Regions from separate parts of the Homo sapiens genome. Here region 2 is linked to region 1. A link is an interaction called in ENCODE POLR2A ChIA-PET data of the cell type or tissue named here. Cell type or tissue: endothelial cell of umbilical vein. All regions are shown on one strand. Links, peaks and the distances in the headings refer to the core of each region. The heading gives the core; the rest is flanking DNA.

What was found. ChIA-PET counts read pairs that join two places held together with the same protein. Peaks named below come from ENCODE experiments on the same cell type or tissue, not always from the same donor. Only the 100,000 strongest peaks of a DNase experiment are listed, where the experiment ranks them.
Region 2: POLR2A ChIA-PET joins it to region 1 with 9 read pairs; 2 of 35 experiments call an interaction of 5 or more read pairs at or near these places.

Annotation. Positions count from the first base shown.
Region 1 is chr7:39,953,269-39,963,849 of GRCh38, forward strand. All of the region lies in intron 1 of CDK13 (cyclin dependent kinase 13), which reads left to right. Among named protein-coding and RNA genes, the nearest start is that of CDK13, 8.3 kb to the left of the region's middle. In endothelial cell of umbilical vein, for the core only: no CTCF peak of the experiment used is centred there; no DNase peak of the experiment used is centred there.
Region 2 is chr7:40,214,321-40,225,328 of GRCh38, forward strand. All of the region lies in intron 6 of SUGCT (succinyl-CoA:glutarate-CoA transferase), which reads left to right. Among named protein-coding and RNA genes, the nearest start is that of SUGCT, 85 kb to the left of the region's middle. In endothelial cell of umbilical vein, for the core only: no CTCF peak of the experiment used is centred there; no DNase peak of the experiment used is centred there; H3K27ac peaks cover 2,253 bases.

The sequences.
Region 1 (10,581 bases), core at 1,867-5,866:
AAAAACTCATTCATCAAAATTAGCCATTGTATCTTGTAAGACTTTGTATGTTACTTTTAACTATAATACTTTGCCAAAGGGTTTGCAGTTTTTGCAGTTGAATTTGTTTTGCAAACTGGTTGGTTGAAGTTTCAGCACTTGAACAATTTAAAGTGCTTGATGCAATTTTAAGAATGGATTTTGTACTTATCAGGTTTTTTAGTTGCTGGATACTTCAGCGAGATCCTTTATTGTATAATAGTGGTATGTATTTTTTATATACATATATGAAATATATAATCGTGGTATGTATGACTAGGACTATTCATATTTAGCAAGTATTTTTTGACCCTGTATTGTATGCCATATACTGTTTTAGGTATTGGGATGTAGCAGGAAAGAAAAAGTTACTTGCCCTCATAGAGCTTGCATTCTGGAGGACCGTTCAACACATAATCTTTTCATGGTGTTTACATTGACCACCAGTATTTCTAAAGAGTTGAATTTGGAAGGAACTTTAGGGTGTCTTGGCTAACATTGCTGACAGATGGCCATTTGGTATGTGCCTGAAATACATCTAGAGGTGGGAAGCACGTTAGTTAGAGGCAACCTGTTCACTAGATTTGGGACTTGAGTGTTTTAGCAAGATCCTTGAAGACTCAGTTTCCTAAACTGTAACAGGGAAACACTTGTTTTTCTGGATTATTTCAAGGATTAAGTGAAAATTTATCTTTTTAAAGCATGCAGCCTTACAGAAATATTTAAGGTCGTTGAATTATTCAATATCCCAAATTGTTAGAATTCTTCATATTGTGACCAAAATCCACCTTCGAACCATTGCTCCAAGTTTAACCCTTTGGAATGGTACAGAGCACACGTGTATGCTAACCCTTTAAAATATAAAGACAGTTGTCATGATTTCTGAGTCTTCTAGACTAAAAAACTCATACGGTTTTCAGATTTTTCACATTATATCTAGTTTGTCAAATGTCCAGCTTAAAACATAGGGCCTAGAATTAATAGCTAAAATAGTTGATTGGAAAAATCTAAAGATTTTAAAATATAATAAGTGTATTGTTACTTTTTAGGAACGGTTAATTGAACTCACTTGTACAGATTAATGGAAAAGTTTTATTTATTTTCAGAATTTATTACTTGTGGTAAGTGGCCCATGTTCTTTAATGAATGGACTGCTGTGAGTTCCATGAAGGCAACTGGGCTGTCTTATCCATCATTGTATTTCTAGTGCTCAGCACTGTATCTGGCACAAGTACACTCTTAATAAATGTTGAATAGGTGTAAATGAAGGGATGCTGGAGTTTACTGAACATACAAAATATTAATGTGGGCTTTGTATTACAAACTTCATTCAAAATATTTAATACAGACCATGTGTAATGCTGTAAGAAACAGTGTAATATTTCCCCAGCCTATGCAGAACTTACATATTAATGAATTGTCAGCGTAGATATTTTCAAGGAAATGCATACACATTCAAAATAGTATTGAAATCGTGGTATGAAGATGAAAAACAATTTTAAATAAGCTGAAAATAGAGATAGGGTTTCACCATGTTGCCCAGGCTGGTGTCAAACTCCTGGGCTCAAATGATCCACCTGCTGCATCAGCCTCCCAAAGTCCAGGGATTACAGGTGTGAGCCACCACATCCAGCCTGAAGCTTTTTTTGATGTCAGATAAATAAATCCTTTTCATTTTAGTGATTTCCACTTCACAACTTGTTCTTTGTCTTCATTTGAATCTTCAGTCCTCGGCTCATGCATTTCTTTTCATCAGTTCCCTCTTAGCTTTACTTTTTCCCCTGTATAATCTGTTTGCCGTATTTTCTTTACTACTTGACTGTTGGGGTGTGGAAGGTCACGTAATCTTGCTGACTGGCCCTATAATAAATGTGAGGGTGTGCTGAAAAGAGGGGAGGGTACCGTTTGTAGTGTTTTACTGTGTGCCAGGCATTGATAAATATTTAACATATATTGACCACCAAAATCCATGTGATAGTTGGAAACATTCCCATTGATGGATTGGGAAACGGGAGCTCTAAAAGGTTTTAAGCGATTTGTTCCAAGGTCAGCTTGGATTCAAACCCTAGGCTGATTTGAAAGTACATGCTCTTAATATTAAAGAGCATGGATTTTGGTTACAATATGAAGGTGGATTTTGGTTACAATATGAAGAATTCTAACAGCAGTCTATTCATTAAAGAACATGGGCCACTTACCACTTAAAGCATATGCTTTATTGAAATTTAGTTGGCATTCAGGGGCGCTGGCCACCTCACATAATGACCTGTTTTGGTGAAAAATCAGCTTCTGCTTGGGTATTTATGTGTTGGTTTCTGTTCCTTGGCCATTTTATCAGCATTTTGAAGATTTTAAAAGATGAATCTTCTAAAGATTCTTTCAGCTTATTTGTGTTTATTTGTAGTTTTTATGAACAATTGGGTTTAAATCTTGTGGATGTTTTTCCTACTTTGTCTTTACAAAGATTGGCTAAAAACATTTCTTGAAGACATTAATTACTCTTAGTTATTGGTGGTGGTTTTCCAGAATTATTTTGATCTGAAGTTACTGATGTCAGATTAAAATCCGTGCAAGAAATTATTATGTGTGTTTTGTTCTTTCTCTAAACCTATGGAAGTTCCATTCCACCAAGAAGCACAGAAGCATTCATTATGGAATAATAAGAACCTAAGAATCTGAAAAAGATGGGTGGACTCTAAATATAAATAAGAAAAATTATTGTTATATGTGGTACCTCTGTAATGGATTATTTAGTGTTTTGTCCTGAAAACTATAGTTCAAAAGTATATGAAATGAAGATATTCCGTAATGAAAAAAAAACTCAAAAAATATGCCACTGATTTAATATATACTTAATAGAAATAAGTCATGAAAATCCCTAGGTGAATGGAATTCTTAAAATGCTTTTAAAAAGTGTCAAAAAATAGGATACTAGAACAAATGGAGAAACTCTCAGAAGGGAATGGAAGTTTAGGTTAACTGTCTTAAATTTCCAAAGCTGTAATCATTATTTTCATTCTCAAAGTGATGGCCTTGTGTTTTGCTCCTTCTCTGACCAAACTTCACCTGACATTTACATCTACTCAGTCCTTATCACATTTCTTTTCCGCTAACGCTAATATTTATTTCTTTCCATTTCTATCACCATTTCAGGTTAATTAGCTAGACTTCATGTTACTGTGAACATTCTTCTCGTTTCATCCATTCTTCTCAGTTCATTCTGTATCAGGAGAGTTTTCTTAATATCTTTGTTTAGCTCATGTCACTCCCATTATATTAGAATTATTATTAGAATAAACCTAAACTTTTTTTTTTAGGGATAGTGTCTAGGTCACTTGCCCACCCTGGAGTGCAGTGATGATGTGATCATGGCTCACAGCAGCTTCGAACTCCTGGGCCCAGAGGATCCTCCTGCTTCAGCCTCCCGAGTAGCTGGGATTACAGGTGCATGCCACCATGCCTGGCTAATTTTTGTGTTTTTTGTAGTGATGGGTTTTACCATGTTGCTCTGACTTGTCTTGAACTCCTGGCCTCAGACAATCCTCCCGCCTGGGCCTCCCAAAGTGTTGGGATTACAGGCAAGAGCAGCTGTGCATGGCCAAGTCTAAACTTCCTAATGTTCCATCAGTTAATGCCTTTTATGATCTGGCTCCATTCTATCACAGTTCTGTTTTCAAAGACATTTTTATTTCTATTTTTATACTTGCTGTTCTGTTAGCTTAAATGATAAGAGACACTCCAAACTCTCTTTTGCTCTTCATCTCCAGCTTTGCATTTAAAACTCAGCTCAAAAATCCCACTGTCGTGTGTGTGTGTGTGTGTGTGTGTGTGTGTGTGTGTGTGTGTTTTGGTAGAGATGGTGTTTTACTGTGTTGCTCAGGCTGGTCTCCTGGGGTTGAACAATCCTCCTGTCCTTGCCTCCCAAAGTGTTGGGATTACAGGCATGAGCCAGTGTGTCCAGCCTTAAATCCCACTATCTTGAGACCTTTTTCCATTCATCTAGATAAAAGTTAGTTTTTTTTCCTGTGCCCCCACAGCACTTTATCTTTGTTGTAGAGTTTTAAAAAATTCTGTTTAATATCTGCTTAGTTGGCTGGCTGCCTTTGTGTTTTCCCTACTAGATTGTAAGCTCCTAGAGGACAAATTACAGAGCTTATTTATTGGTGGTTTAATTTAAATACATTTTTTCTCTACAGATTAGTGCAAACCAGTCTGCACAGATGCGAGTTATATCTGTAAACTTGCTTGGTATTTTGGTTTACATACACTCTCATACTCTAGGATAGGGCAGGTAATTGTTTCGATTTATAAGGAGGGAATTTAAGAACCTCCTTCTAGCTTCTACTTTATTAGAATGAGTAGAGGATGCTGGGAGTCACTTTAGTGTGAATGGAATAAATTCAGACCTAGTGTTTATATTTGCCCTCTGTTGTGCTGATCAAGATAAATTCTTGGTGCGTTTGAATTAATCTTTAAAGAGAAAATTTTCTGAGCAGACATTATGTCAAACTTATTTCCCAACTCTGAAAAATTGTAGCTATTTTTGAAAAACCAGTTGGAAGTGAATGTTGCTTAATATTCACATATAAGATAATTTTAATTTTTTCCTTTATTTTGGACTTTTTTTGTGTGAATATCATTTTGTTGTTGTTATTTTGGTTTTGGTTGGCTTTGTTTTCTATAAATTTATAAGCTTTGAAGTGGGTGTTGGAAGCAAAAGTACCAAGCTAAAATCAGAAGCATTACTTGTTTGCAGTGATTTTGTTCCTTGAATTCCTGCACATTTAAATTGTGGAAGAACCTAGTGTTTTTTATGTATTTGGAAAGTAAAATTGATGTACATTAGAGGATAAATATAGGTAAAACTGGAATGTAAGTAAAATGGAAATGAGGTTAGTGAGAGGAACCGAAAATGGTAAATGATCTACACGCCTCCCTGCTTTTCTGTTTGCATTTTCAGTTGCATAGGGGCACTTTCACTGGGATATTTTATTGGCATTCCAAACTCAATTTACCTAACATTAAATTATTTCACCTTTCTTAGAGTCATTTTTTTTCTGTTACTGCTCTTTATTATTTTTCACCTGTTTGCAAGCATAATAGAGGCTAATGGTAGAAATTTTCCGTTAGTATAGAAAAGTATAAGAGATTAAAAGGCCCCTTAGGTCCAGCTACCTGATGAGATGATCACTCATGACATTTTGATAAATATTTTTCTAGACTTTTTTATGCATATATGCACAGGGATGTATGATTTTTCCATAAGCGGGAACATGTAACAATGCTGTCTTGTAGCCTGTACTCCACAGTACAGCATACCATTTTTATTAGTAGCTCCTAGTATTCTGTTGTATGGATATAGCATAAATTGTTTGGCTGAATCCACTTTGATAAATTCTTAGTTTTGTTTTTTTTTTAATTTTTGCTATGTGTGTATATCTAAAGCAAATTTTTTTTTGTGTATTTGTTCCATTATCTTTAGATTGAATTTCCTGGGGATAAAATTTTTGAGGCAAAGGTGGTATATACATTTGTAACATTGATACACTTTCAAAATGCCTTTCAGAAGGCTTTTACAAATTTACATTTCCCAACAGTGTGGAATTACCCATTTCCTGAGTCTCACCAACACTTGGAGTTGTCACATATTCCATTATTGGTTTTTTTTGTTGTTTTGTATTTTTAGTAGAGATGGGGTTTTGCCATGTTGGCCAGGCTGATCTTGAACTCCTGACCTCAAATGATCTGCCCACCTTGGCCTTCCAAAGTGCTGGGATTATAGTTGTGAGCCCCTATTGGTGCCTGGCACCATTATCGTTTCATTCATTTGCATTTCTTTGATATTTAATAAGGTTTAATATATTTTCATCTGTTTACTGGATATTTTAATTTCTTTCTTTTTTTTTTTTTGCTCTTGTTGCCCAGGCTGGAATGGTGCGATCTCGGCTCACCGCAACCTCTGCCTCCCGGGTTCAAGCGATTCTCCTTCTTCAGCCTTCCGAGTAGCTGGGATTACAGGCATGCGCCACCATGCCCAGCTAATTTTGTATTTTTAGTAGAGACGAGGTTTTTCCATGTTGGTCAGACTGGTCTCGAACTCCTGGCCTCAGGTGATCCACCCGCTTCAGCCTCCCAGAGTGCTGGGATTACAGGCGTGAGCCACCGTGCCTGGCCTTTTTCTTTCTTTTTTTTTTTTAATTGAGACCGGGTCTCACTCTGTCACCCAGGCTGGAGTGCAGTGGCACCATCTGCTCACTGCAACCTCCACCTCCCAGCTCAAGTGATCTCTCACCTCAGCCTCCCGAGTAGCTGGGATCGCAGATGCATGCCAGCATGCCCAGTTAAATTTTTTATTTTTGGTAGAGACAGCGTTTCACCGTGTTGCCAAGGCTGGTCTCGAACTCTTGAGCTCAAGCAGTCTGCCTGCCTTGGCCTTTCAAAGTGCGGGGATTACAGGTGTGAACCACTGCACCTGGCCAGATGTTCTAATTTCTTGATTTTTTTTTTTTTAAATTAACTTGCAAGACCTACTTGTGTGTTATAGCTACTAACTTGTTTTTTTTTTTTTTTGCGGCATTAGCAAGTATTTTTCGTGAGCTTGTCTTTTATCTTTTAACCTTCTTTATGTAACGTTTTATTTTAGGACTAGGTTTTTGATTTGTCTCTGTGTGTGTGTGCACACGTGTGTTTTAAGTGGTAGTAGTTTCTCCCAGGTACCTAGTGTCAAACTTTAGTAGTACTTTTATCTCTTCATAGTTGTAATGAACTTCTTGTTCTGTAAAGTTTTTTCTTTTTTTTTTTTTTCCAGTGGTCTTTTGGTCCATACATTTATCTTGGAATGCTTTGTTAGTTCTGCTTGCTTTTAGATTTCTCTTTGAGCCCCTCCTGTTCTCTGCATTCAGATTTAAAATACCACTTTCATTTGATCATTTTTTTTTTTCTATAAGATACTTACAGAATCAAATACTTTTTTTTTTGAGATGGAGTCTCGCTCTGTCACCCAGGCTGGAGTGCAGTGGCACGCAGTGTCATGATCTCGGCTCACTGCAAGCTCCGCTTCCCAGGTTCACACTATTCTCCTGCCTCAGCCTCGCGAGTAGCTGGGACTACAGGCGCCCGTCACCACGCTTGGCTAATTTTTTTTGTGTTTTCAGTAGAGACGGGGTTTCATCATTTTACCCAGGATGGTCTTAATCTCCTGACCTCGTGATCCGCCCGCCTTGGCCTCTCAAAGTGCTGGGATTACAGGCATGAGCCACCGCATCTGGCCATCAGATGCTTTTAAAATTAATTTATTTATTTAAGATGGAGTCTCACTGTTGTCGCCCAGGCTGTAGTGCAGTGGCGTGATCTCGGCTCACTGTAACAACCTACGCCTCCTGGGTTCAAGCTGTTCTTCAGCTTTAGCCTCCTGAGTAGCTGGAATTACAGGCGCCTGCCACCATGCCTGGCTAATTTTTGTACTTTTAGTAGAGATGAGGTTTTGCCATGTTGGCCAGGCTGGTCTCGAACTCCTGACCTCAGGTGATCTGCCCACCTTGGCCTGTCAAAGTGCTGGGATTACAGGCGTGAGCCACCGCACCCGGCCAATTTATTTTTTATTGACAAATAATTGTATATGTTTATGTGTGTGATGTTTTGGTGTTTACCTGTGGAGGGCTTCAATCAAGATAATTAAGAAATCAGTCACATCACATACCTATTTTGGTGGTGAAAACATTTTTAAAATAATTTTTTTTTTAACACAGCTCGAAACAGCCATTGAAGAAAACATTTTAACTCTACTCTTTGGCTGGGCACAGTGGCTCACGCCTGTAATCCCAGCACTTTGGGAGGCCAAGGTGGATGGATTACTTGAGGTCGGGAGTTCAAGACCAGCCTGGCCAACATGGCGAAACCCCGTCTCTACTAAAAATACAAAACATAGCCAAGCATGGTGGCGTGTGCCTGTAGACCCCAACTACTCGGGAGACTGAGGCAGCAGAATAGCTCGAACTTGGGAGGCAGAGGTTGCAGTGAGCCGAGATCTCGCCACGACACTCCAGCCTGGGCACAAAGCAAGACTCTGTCTCAAACAAAAAAACTACTGTTTTGTCAGTATCAGAATATGCAGTGCATTATTGTAGTCACCATTCTGCCCAATAGATCGCTAAAATTTATTACTTCTGTCTATCTGAAACTTTGTGTCTTTTGATCAACATCTCCCTTTCCCTATACACTCCTCTCCCCTAGACCCTGGTAACCACCATTCTACTCCCTACTTCTATGAGTTTGAATTTTCTAGATTCCACATATAAGTGAGATCATGCAGTATTTATCTTCCTGTCACAAATGACATAATTTACTTCTTTTTTTTTTTTTAATTATACTTTAAGTTTTAGGGTACATGTGCACAACGTGCAGGTTAGTTACATATGTATACATGTGCCATGTTGGTGTGCTGCACCCATTAACTCATCATTTAACATTAGGTATATCTCCTAATGCTATCCCTCCTCCCTCCCCCTACCCCACAACAGTCCCCAGAGTGTGATGTTCCCCTTCCAGTGTCCATGTGTTCTCATTGTTCAATTCCCACCTATGAGTGAGAACATGCGGTGTTTGGTTTTTTGTCCTTGCAATAGTTTGCTGAGAATGATGGTCTCCAGCTTCATCCATATCCCTACAAAGGACATGAACTCATCATTTTTTATGGCTGCATAGTATTCCATGGTGTATATGTGCCACATTTTCTTAATCCAGTCTATCATTGTTGGACATTTGGGTTGGTTCCAAGTCTTTGCTATCGTGAATAGTGCCGCAATAAACATACATGTGCATGTGTCTTTATAGCAGCATGATTTATAATCCTTTGGGTACATACCCAGTAATGGGATTGCTGGGTCAAATGGTATTTGTAGTTCTAGATCCCTGAGGATTTGCCACAGTGACTTCCACAATGGTTGAACTAGTTTACAGTCCACCAACAGTGTAAAAGTGTTCCTATTTCTCCACATCCTCTCCAGCACCTGTTGTTTCCTGACTTTTTAATGATCACCATTCTAACTGGTGTGAGATGGTATCTCATTGAGGTTTTGATTTGCATTTCTCTGATGACCAGTGATGATGAGCATCTTTTCATGTGTCTTTTGGCTGCATAAATGTCTTCTTTCGAGAAGTGTCTGTTCATATCCTTCGCCCACTTTTTGATGGGGTTGTTTTTTTCTTGTAAATTTGTTTAAGTTCATTGTAGATTCTGAATATTAGCCCTTTGTCACTTGAGTAGATTGCAGAAATTTTCTCCCATTTTGTAGGTTGCCTGTTCACTCTGATGGTAGTTTCTTTTGCTGTGTGGAAGCTGTTTAGTTTAATTAGATCCCGTTCGTCAATTTTGACTTCTGTTGCCATTGCTTTTGGTGTTTTAGACATGAAGTCCTTGCCCATGCCTATGTCCTGAATGGTATTGCCTAGGTTTTCTTCTAGGCTTTTAGGTCTAACATTTAAGTCTGTAATCCATCTTGAATTAATTTTTGTATAAGGTGTAAGGAAGGAATCCAGTTTCAGCTTTCTACATAATGCTAGCTAGTTTTCCCAGCACCATTTATTAAATAGGGAATCCTTTCCCCATTTCTTGTTTTTGTCAGGTTTGTCAAAGATCAGATGGTTGTAGATATGCGGCATTACTTCTGAGGTCTCTGTTCTGTTCCATTGGTCTATATCTCTGTTTTAGTACCAGTACCATGCTGTTTTCGTTACTGTAGCCTTGTAGTATAGTTTGAAGTCAGGTAGCGTGATGCCTCCAGCTTTGTCCTTTTGGCTTAGGATTGACTTGGCAGTGTGGGCTCTTTTTTGGTTCCATATGAACTTTAAAGTAGTTTTTTCCAATTCTGTGAAGAAAGTCATTGGTAGCTTGATGGGGATGGCATTGAATCTATAAATTACCTTGGGCAGTATGGCCATTTTCATGATATTGATTCTTCCTACCCATGAGCTTGGAATGTTCTTCCATTTGTTTGTGTCCTCTTTTATTTCATTGAGCAGTAGTTTGTAGTTCTCCTTGAAGAGGTCCTTCACATCCCTTGTAAGTTGGATTCCTGGGTATTTTACTCTCTTTAAAGCAATTGTGAATGGGAGTTCACTCATGATTTGGCTCTCTGTTTGTCTGTTATTGGTGTATAAGAATGCTTGTAATTTTTGTACATTGATTTTGTATCCTGAGACTTTGCTGAAGTTGCCTATCAGCTTAAGGAGATTTTGGGCTGAGATGTTGGGGTTTTCTAGATATACAATCATGTCATCTGCAAACAGGGACAATTTGACTTTCTCTTTTCCTAATTGAATACCCTTTATTTCCTTCTCCTGCCTGATTGCCCTGGCCAGAACTTCCAACACTATGTTGAATAGTAGTGGTGAGAGAGGGCATCCCTGTCTTGTGCCAGTTTTCAAAGGGAATGCTTCCAGTTTTTGCCCATTCGGTATGATATTGGCTGTGGGTTTGTCATAGCTCTTATTATTTTGAGATACGTCCATCAATACCTAATTTATTGAGAGTTTTTAGCATGAAGCATTGTTGAATTTTGTCAA
Region 2 (11,008 bases), core at 4,302-8,301, 260 kb after region 1:
ATATTTATTAAATGTTAGTCACTGTTCATCACTTTATATGTATTACCTGACATAATATTTATAATATATTACATAATATTTACAGCAGCCCCATGGGGTAGCTTCAATTATCATTTTAAAGTGAGAGAACTGAGGCACAAAGAGGTTATGTCACTTGTCCAGGATTACTCTGCCACTAAACTAAGGGTTGTGATTCGCACCTCTTTGTGTGTCAGAACTTAGGGACTGGGAGCAGAGAGTTGTAGTTGTGGTGATGTTCTTTATGAGTGGTATTGTGGGTCTAAATTGAGATTCAGTGAAAGTAGAAATTATGGGCTGGGCATGGTGGCTCATGCCTGTAATCCGAGCACTTTGGGAGGCTTGGGGGTGGGGGTCATGAGGTCAGGAGTTCGAGACCAGCCTGGACAATATGGTGAAACCCCATCTCTACTAAAAATACAAAAATTATCTGGGTGTGGTGGCATGTGCCTGTAGTCCCAGCTACTCAGGAGGCTGAGCCAGGAGAATCACTTGAACCCGGGAGGCGGAGGTTGCAGTGAGCCGAGACCACGCCACTGCACTCCAGCCTGGGCAACAGAGTGAGACTCTGTCTCAAAAAAAAAAAAAGAAAGAAAGTGTGGATAAAGAGGAAAGAGTATGTGTATATGTATAGAGGAGAGAATGCGTATGTCTACATGAGATCAGTCACATAGGCATTCCCTCTATGGAGAATGAGAGAAATAACTGAGAAAGACTCCCAGAGTTTATAGCATGGCAGATACGTTAGGGTCTATCAAAATTAAAGATGTCTCCCTTTTTCTGGGCCACGTTATACTTTGAACACTTTTTTTTTGTTTGTTTGAGACAAAGTCTCATTCTGTTGCTCAGGATGGAGTGCAGTGGAGCGATTATGACTCACTGCAGCCTTGAGCTCCTGGGCTCAAACGATCTTCCTACCTCGGCCTCCCAAGTAGCTGGGACTACAGGCGCGTGCCACCATGCTCAGATAATTTTTGTATTTTATTTTATTTTTTTGTAGAGACAGGATTTTGCCTTGTTGCCTAGGCTGGTCTTGAACTCCTAGGCTCAAGTGGCCCACCCGCCTTGGCCTCCCAAAGTACTGGGATTAATAGGTGTGAACCACCCACTCTCCTCTTGAACATTTTAATCACAGTAATGCAGAACTTTGAGGATACTAGCAAACAATGGCTAGTGAGTTTCATGTATCATTTACTTCTTATCAAATACAATTAATGTTAAGAGCTTAATATTAAGAGATTAGGCCGGGCATGGTGGCTCATGCCTGTAATCCCAGCACTTTGGGAGGCTGAGGCGGGTGGATCACGAGGTCAGGAGATCGAAACCATCCTGGCTAACACGGTGAAACCCCGTCGCTACTAAAAATACAAAAAATTAGCTGGGCGAGGTGGCGGGCGCCTGTAGTCCCAGCTACTTGGGAGGCTGAGGCAGGAGAATGGTGTGAACCCGGGAGGCGGAGCTTGCAGTGAGCCGAGATCGCGCCACTGCACTCCAGCCTGGGCGACACAGCAAGACTCCGTCTCAAAAAAAAAAAAAATTAAGAGATTAAGCCATTAAGCTAATTAATATTAAGAGATTAAGGTTTGGAACTTCTATGGCATGAATGGTTTGGGATTTCGAAATTGTTTCTCTATTGGTAAGTAGAGGTAGATGAATATATCCTGCAGCCCAGACCTTTTAGTAAATATTTGAGCTATTATTACCTTATATAGAACAGAAATTATTGATATGAAATGCAATTTACTTACAGCTCTCATCCACAGAGAAAGGCTTTTTTTTTTTTTTTTAACTTGTTTTGGGAAATAAAAGGTGCTTTAAAAAGAATTTTCTTCATTTTGTCTTGGGGCAGATTCACAAATAGCTTACAAGAAAGCAAGATGGGGCTGGGCGTGGTAGCTCACGCCTGTAATCCCAGCACTTTGGGAGGCTGAGGCAGGCGGATCACCTGAGGTCAGGAGTTCAAGACCAGCCTGGCCAACATGGTGAAACCCCGTCTCTACAAAAATACAAAAATTAGCTGGCATAATGGCAGGTGCCTGTAATCCTAGCTACTTGGGAGGCTGAGGTGGGAGAATCCCTTGAGCCCGGGAGGAGGAGGTTGTAGTGAGCCAAGATCGTGCCACTACATTCCGGCCTGGGCGAAGAGCAAGACTCCGTCTCAAAAAAAAAAAAAAAAAAAAAAAGAAAGCATGATAGGACAAGGCTGCTTAAGCTTGCTTAAGAAGAGTGTTGGCCGGACGCAGTAGCTCACACATGTAATCTCAGCACTTTCGGAAGCCAAGGTGGGTGGATCACCTGAGGTCAGGAGTTCCAGATCAGCCTGGCCAACATGGTCAAACCCCACCTCTTATAAAAATACAAAAATTAGCCAGGTGTGATGGTGCATGCCTGTAATCCCAGCTACTCACTTTGGGGGCTGAGACAGGAGAATCGCTTGAACCTGGGAGGGGGAGGTTGCAGTGAGCTGAGAGTGCGCCATTGCACTCCAGCCTAGGTGACAGTGAGAAATTCCATCTCGAAAAAAAAAAAAAGAAAAGTGTTGTAATTTATTAATACCCTCTCCATATAAGAAAGAATAAAAATCATTACAGGCAGTCAGGATGTTCAGGGCAAGTGTAAGTATTTTCTTTGTGGTGTTCTTTTTACTCTGTTCATTTGGATGCTGGCATTTCCCCCCCCTCAGTCTTATATTGAATGGCAAATTGTTTATGGAGTCTGTATCTGAATTTAGCAAGAGTTTGCTGCACTGAGGTTTCTAGTCTGTTGTCTTAACTGCCTGATACTGTGATTAAGCTAGGGCCACAGATACCATTTGATGTTTACCCTTCTCCGTTGCCCACCAACCTGTCTTGAATTGATTCCAGAATTATTCTTCTTCTTCTTTTTTTTAAGACAGGGTCTCACTCTGTCACCCAGGCTGGAGTGTCATGGCGCCATCTAAGACTGGCTGCGACCTCTGCCTCCGGGACTCAAGTGATCCTCCCACCTCAGCTTCCCAAGTGGCTCGGACTACAGGCTCGTGCCACTACACCAGGCTAATTTTTGTATTTTTTTGTAGAGAAGGGGTTTTCCCATGTTGCCCAGGATGGTCTTGATCTCCAAACCTCAAGCAATCTGCCGGCTCTGGTCTCCCAAAGTGCTGGGATTACAGGAATGAGCCACCGCGCCTGGCCAACTTCCTGAATTATCGTTGTCTCCACACCTGCTTACAGTGCTGTTCCTCAGGTATCAAAGCATCCCAGCATGTTGTGCCTTTCTCCCCATCCTCCTCTACTTTCTCCTCTGTTGTGTACTGGTAACTCGGAATCTCTGAATGGCTGTAGAAACAGAAAAGTGGATGGGACTGATGGAAAACCCAAATTTGGGTTTCAGAAAGCTATCTGTTGTTTGACATGCAGTCTAGAATTAATGACTATACCAGGTTACCCTTGGAACATCTTGCATTTGTGGGCAGAAACATTTGGCTACTTGCCACGGGGTTATCCTGAAAAAAGATGGGCTTGAAAAACTGTCACTAGTGTCACTTGAATTGGTCATCCATGGTTGGGGAGTTCCATTCCAAGAGGATAATTTACACAATTTAAAATAAAGGGGGCCAGGTGTGGTGGCTCACACCTGTAATCCTAGCGCTTTGGGAGGCCAAAGCAGGTGGAATCCTTGAGGTCAGGAGTTTGAGATCATCCTGGCTAACATGGTGAAACCCTGTCTCTACTAAAAATACAAAAATTATCTGGGCATGGTGGTGTGCACCTGTAATCCCAGTTTTTGGGAGGCTGAGGCAGGAGAATCATTTGAACCTGGGAGGCAGAGGCTGCCGTGAGCTGACACTGTGCCACAGTGCTCCAGCCTGGGTGACAGAGCTAGACTTTGTCTCAAAACAAAACAAAAAAAGTAAGTAGAATAAAGGGAGTGAAAGCAAGAGGTGCTCTTCAAAATTATTATTTGCTCATTGGAGAAATACACGCATGTACTACTTTGTAGTAGTAACATTTTCATTAAACAATAGAAGCCTGGCTCCCACTTCTCCAAATGAAGTGGGGGGAAAAGTGTTGTAACTGGATGTCATGATCAGTCATCTCAATTATAAAAGTTAGGTGACATTGTCTCTTTGGGACGTTGTTGAGCGGTGAAGCCAGCTGGGCTTCTGGGTCGGGTGAGGACTTGGAGAACTTTTCGGTTTAGCTAAAGGATTGTAAATGCACCAATCAGCGCTCTGTGTCTAGCTAAAGGTTTGTAAACACACCAATCAGCACTCAGTAAAAACGCACCAATCAGTGCTCTGTGTCTAGCTAATTGGGTGGGGACCTGAATAACTTTTCTGTCTAGCTAGAGGATTGTAAACACACCAATCAGCGCTCTGTGTCTAGCTAAAGGTTTGTAAATGCACCAATCAGCACTCTGTAAAAACGCACCAATCAGCATTCTGTGTCTAGCCAAAGGTTTGTAAACGCACCAATCAGCACTCTGTAAAAATGGACCAGTCAGCACTGTCTAAAATGGACCAATCAGCACTCTGTAAAATGGACCAATCAGCAGCATGTGGGTGGGGCCAAATAAGGGAATAAAAGCTGGCCACCCGAGCCAGTGGCGGAAATCCGTTGGGGTCCCCTTCCAAGTTGTGCCAGCTACATTCTTTCGCTCCTTGCAATAAGTCTTGCTACTACTCACTCTTTGGGTCCGCACTACCTTTATGAGCTGTAACACTCACCACGAAGGTCTGCAGCTTCACTCCTGAAGCCAGCGAGACCATGAACCCACCTGGAGGAACGAACAACTCTGGACGCGCCACCTTTATGAGCTATAACACTCATGGCCAAGGTCTGCAGCTTCCCTCCTGAAGTCAGCGAGACCAGGATCCCACCAGAAGGAAGAAACTCCAGACATGTCCGAATATCAGAAGGAACAAACTCCAGACACACCATCTTTAAGAACTGTAACACTCACCGCGAGGGTCCGCAGCTTAATTCTTGAAGTCAGTGAGACCAAGAACCCACCAATTCCGGACACATTTAAATACAAATTAGTAAGTAGAATAAAGGGAGTGAAAGCAAGAGGTGCTCTTCAAAATTATTATTTGCTCTTTGGAGAAGAAATACACACATGTACTACTTTGTAGTAATAACATTTTTATTAAACAATAGAAGCCTGGCTCCCACTTTTCCAAATGAAGGGGGGAGAAAGTGTTGTAATTGGATGTCATGATCAGTCATCTCAATTGTAAAAGTTAGGTGACACTGTCTCTTTGGGACGTTGTGACCAGGCCATGTGAATGGAGATTGTTGAAGGATAGGCCTCTCTCCACCAGGTATGCCAATCACGGGGGTAGGGGTGGTGACTCTTCTGTTTGGATGTTTAAAATGTACATTAAACAGACAAAATAAAATACGAATTAAAAAAAACTAAAAAACTTCTTATCACCAAAGGGCAGAAAAAAACCTGTGTAAATAATACCTTAAATTAAAATTAAGAAATTAAAAGGCAACTTGTTAATAAAAAATCTTTTGATCCAACTTTTTTCCTTAGAATTCTAAATCTTATGTTCACTCCCTTATAACAAGTGTCAATTAATTAGAAGCTGGTAAAAATAAGGAAGTTTACCCTAATTGCTGGCTGGTGTTTTTTAGTATAGGAGTATGTGAAGAAATAAAGCTTTTTTCCCAACTCGTTTGAAGGCAGTTTGTACTGTTTTGATTTGAGAATAGGAGACACATGATTTATCATTTAAGAATGTGCTTCTTAATCCTTTGCACCAATGATGCTTTTTGTGGAAATTCTCTACTAAACATGGTATGTGATGTTATCTTCCCTTTAAAGTGTTTTTCCCCACTTTGGCCAGTTTTGATGTTTATCATCTCTCTCTATAAGTGTTTTGATGAGATGTTGAGAGGCGTACTGGTATGGCTGTCTGCTGCCATGCTGACCCAGAAGTAGGAACTACTTTTGCTGCATTCCCTGATATTCCATCTGGCTGTAATGATATTCCCAGAGTGTTCCAGATATTTATATGCATCTGATACAAAGTTATTATGAATTAAAAACATAAACCTGGCTTTGCAACTTGACTATATCAGGAGGAAAGTTGTTATTGGTTCATGACTTTTTGATAAGTCTGTTACCAAGTATTTTTAAGCCATTAGGCCTTCAAGCCAAGTGATAGTCCCTGAGTAACAATGGAGGAAGCACCACTTAATCTAAGTTGCATGTGGAGGTGACAAAATCTGAGAGCTTTTAATGATTCATCCACCCCATTTAACTTAGGGCTACAAGGAAAAGTACTCTTTATGCAGTAGTTTCTCATGTAAAAGTGGGAAATTTTCTCTTCTTGGCACAATTCCACAAATACATAGATATATCCCTTTTCAAGAAAATAATGCCAGCCTCACCTTAAGTTTCTTATTTTAGGATTGCAAATTCTAAATTATTTATTTTTGGAGTAGCCACAGAAAAATTCTGAACCTGGGCTGACTCACCCAACACAAAATGTTTTGACATAATCTTCCTTGTTTGGATTGTTGAAAGAGAATGTAAATTTATCTTACTATTAGCTTAGCTCAAACAATGAGGAAGTTAAGTTAATTGGTATGAAGCCACATTTTCTGTATTGAAGATGCATTCACAGGACAATTTTTGTTTTAGCTTTTTAGAGTCAGTGTCTTTATCATCAGTGGAGATACAAAATATATGAATATGGTTAGATCCCGTCTAATTTGTCATGCACTTAGCAAAAACAACCCGAAAAACAAAAGGCAGTTTTCATTTATATTCATTTGGAAAATACACTTTTAAATTATTATTATCAGAAATCTAATTATAGCCTGTAATCCCAGCACTTTGGGAGGCCGAGGCAGGCAGATCACCTGAGGTTAGGAGTTCAAGACCAGCCTGGCCAACATAGTGAAACCCAGTCTCTACTAAAAATACAAAAATTAGCCGGGCATGGTGGTGCATTCCTGTAATCGCAGCTACTTGGGAGGGTGAGGCACAAGACTCGCTTGAACCTGGGAGGAGGAGGCTTCAGTGAGCCAAGGTCATGCCACTGCACTCCAGCTTGGGTGACAGAGCGAGACCCTGTCTCAAAAAAAAAAAAAAATCTAATTATAAAATAAATCATTTGTTTACATTATCTATTTTTTAATTTAGAAAGCTGTTATTGGTCTTTTTTTTTTTTTTTTGGCAGAGTTTCACTCTGTCGCCCAGGCTGGAGTACAGTGGCATGAACTTGGCTCACTGCAAGCTCCGCCTCCCGGGTTCAAGTGATACTTGTGCCTCAACCTCCCGAGTAGCTGGGATTACAGGCGTGTGCCACCACGCCTGGCTAATTTTTGTATTTTTAGTAGAGATGGGGTTTCACTATGTTGGCCAGGCTGGTCTTGAACTCCTGACCTCAGGTAATCTGCCCTCCTCAGCCTCCCAAAGTGCTGGGATTATAGGCCTGAACCACTGCATTTGACCCCATAATCATTTTTAATTAATAAATGTTAATTGAATGTTCATAGTTTCAGAAGGAACAGTTCTATAAAATTTATAATCTGATGGCAAAAGAAAGGGGCTTCACTGGGACCTCTGTAAGATTTTTGTTTCCTGAACTTGGTGGATGAGTGGATTAATATATGATTCACGCCTGAGATATTTAGAGACTAAGAGAATGTCTGGAGGGCTGTGGTTTGGGATGCCACTGCAGTTCTGCAAATATTTCCTGTGGATTGGGGTAAGAGAGAGAAGAACATTGTGTGCTGGTTTTAGAGCCTGCGCAAGCAGGCAGAAGGAAGCTGGTGGTGTGCTGATGGTGACTGGGGCTGAGGAGGGACTTAGAAGTGACCAGGTGGAAAACAGATAGATTCATCAGTGTAAAAAAGTCTGGTGGTGAGATATCCCCAGTGATGGAGTGGAAGAGATCTTGGAAGAACCTATTACAATGCCCCGTGTTACAATAAGTAGGCTTTAAATCCCCGTCAATCACAGGGAGCAGCAATGCTGGGTCACCAGAGTAATACAATTAAATAAGACCTTCACTACTGCCCATACCTCTTCTCTGTGTTCTCCAGTCCCTCAACCTTATATCCAGCCATGGAGGCATTAGAAGCTAGGTTTTGCAAAATGAGGTGCTACATGGATTTGCTTCTGTCACTATTGAACACTGATGGTTTTTCTTAAGTGCTTCTGATTTTTTTGGAAGTACTGTCTGCACATGGTAGCTACTCAGATATTTCTCAAATCAAAATTAGTGGAATAGACTGGGCGCGGTGTAATCCCAGCACTTTGAGAGGCTGAGATGGGCAGATAACCTGAGGTCAGGAGTTCAAGACCAGCCTGGCTAACATGGCGAAACTCTATCTTTACTAAAAATACAAAAATTAGCTGGGTGTGGTGTGTGTGCCTGTAGTCCCTGCTACTCGAGAGGCTGAGGCAGGAGAATTGCTTGAACTCAGGAGGTGGAGGCTCCTCCATGCCCAGCTAATTTTTGTATTTTTAGTAGAGATGGGGTTTCACTGTGTTGACCAGGATGGTCTCGATCTCTTGACCTTGTGATCCACCTGCCTAAGCCTCCCTAAGTGCTGTGATTACAGGCATAAGCTACCATGCCTGGCCAGCACTTTCTTAATTTTTGGCACAAGCACACATCTTATTTTATTTTATTTTTCATTTCTTTCCTTCCTTCCTTCCTTCCTTCCTTCCTTCCTTCCTTCCTTCCTTCCTTCCTTCCATCCATCCACCCATCCTTCCATTTCTTTCTTTCTTTTTGAGGTAGTCTTTCTCCGTTGCACAGGCTGGAGTGCAGTGGCATGATCTCGGCTCACCGCAACCTCCGCCTCCTGTGTTCAAGCGATTCTCCTGGCTTAGCCTCCCAAGTAGCTGGGGCTACAGGTGCCCACCACCATGCCTGGCTAATTTTTGTATTTTTAATAGAGATGGGGTTTCACCATATTGGTCAGATGGGTCTCGAATTCCTGACCTCAAGTGATCCACCCGCCTTGGCCTCCCAAAGTGCTGGGATTACAGGTGTAAGCCACTGCACCCAGCCTGTTTTTATTTCTTGCCCCAGTTGTGGAATCAACTGTTTATCCAAGAAGCCCTGATTCCATTGAGTGACGAAGGGTATTTAAAACCAAGATCTGAGAACTAGATGTGCTTATAACTGCAAACTTTTTAAACCACCCATTAGATAGTTATTCTATAAATGATCATTTTCACCAGGGCCACCACATGTTTTACATGCCATTACATGCTCTTTCTCCTGATTTCATATTCTTTTCTGCTCTGGGATTTGGAGCCACTGTGTATGTTTGCCTATTTAGGAAGCATTGCTTGCCCTGAAGTCTGCACTTTTGAAAAGACTTTAATTGCTCTCACTTTGGGCAGTTCAAAGGTTACTGGATTTTATTTACTATCTTATTTACTTGAGTTACTTTTATTCTGTTCTTTCATTTATCTCTATTAAATAAAGATGTAGACTGTACTTAATTGTGTTTTCCTCTTGGCGATGAAACAAGGCTAAAAGGTGATTCTTGTTAATTTGTTACTCATTTGGGTTATCCATTTATCTGGATTTGATTTGAGATGTTGTTTAGTCTTGGTTTGTAAAGAGATCTGTACTGAACATTTCTGTGTTCTTTGCCTAAAATGTCCTTTCACAGGCTGACGTAGTGCTGCTATTTGGAGTGTGGGAATCCAGCTATAGGGAATTGGTTTTATGTGAGAGTCTGGCTGAGTTTTTATTTTCTTTTCTACTCAAAGATTATGTTTTATATTCCTGTCATTTGAAATTTGATTTTGCTCCTGACAATGAAAAATATTTAACAATGGTAATTCTCTTCATTCTTTAATGATTCTATGATCCATCTGCCAGAATGTGAGCTGCATTCATTTTGTAAAAAATGTTTGATCTTTGGGACATAGATCTAATTGCTGACATAGTTTCTTTAGATTCCATGAAAATATATTTAAATTCTTAATATGAAGACAAATTTTGCGATTTATTTTCATTTAGTCTGTGTGGTTTATAATAGTTTTTTTTCCCTCCTTATTTGAATAAGTCTTCTAGGATTTAGGATAATCTGTGCGTGTGTGTGTGTGTGTGTGTGTGTGTGTGTGCATGCATGTGTATAAGTGTGTGTATGTGATTGTGAGTTTAGTTAAGGTCACTTTTAGCAAGATGCATTGACATGGTCATCAGAGCCTTTGAAATTGTAGACTCCATTTGAATAATAGTTTTGAAGACTTTTTTTCCTTAAAAAACAGTGTATGTTGTAGGCAAGATAGTATCTTGATTCCTAGCTCCTGTCAATCTTCTGAAAACATTTATTTTGATAGTTTATTTGAAAAACATCATAGGCATGCATGGAATACTGTAAATGGCAAAAATATGCACCAGTCAGGTGAAAAGTGTTTATTAAATTCCCGCTATACTACTGTTTCCTGTGTCCCAGTGTTCCAGCTATTCAGATCAGACCGGACCTCTTTTCATCTGTATGGATGTTGATGTTCCAAGTAGGGAGGAATTGTGACTCTGCCTTTTGTGTTGGCCTGAATTTGGGGAGTGCTCCTCCTGTGGGGCCGCAATCATTCTGAATTGTTCCAGGAAAGCTGTCTATAGGGGCATCCACACTGCATTCCCATGGGAGAAGCCCCAGCTGTGTCTGCAGTGGGGTACCATGAGGGAACAAGACCTTTCGGTATCACAGAGGCTGCCTGCCTGTTGGGGTAGAAGGTGCTGTCTAGTTGAGGAAAATGAAACGTATGCATATGAAACAATTGCCAGACAAAACATACCTTTATATATTAGCGTTCCCAAGTTGGATATAGTAAAACAAAGTGGGAATTCTGTAATAAAGACAGATACCAGTGTAAACATTTTTCTTTTTTTGTTCAGTATGCTTTTGCTGCATCACAGGATACTGCTTAACTTACCAATTTATTTACCTTTGGTGACTAGGGACATATGCTTCTTAGTATTACATTTCAGAAGTTTTAGATGCTGTGTAATTAATCA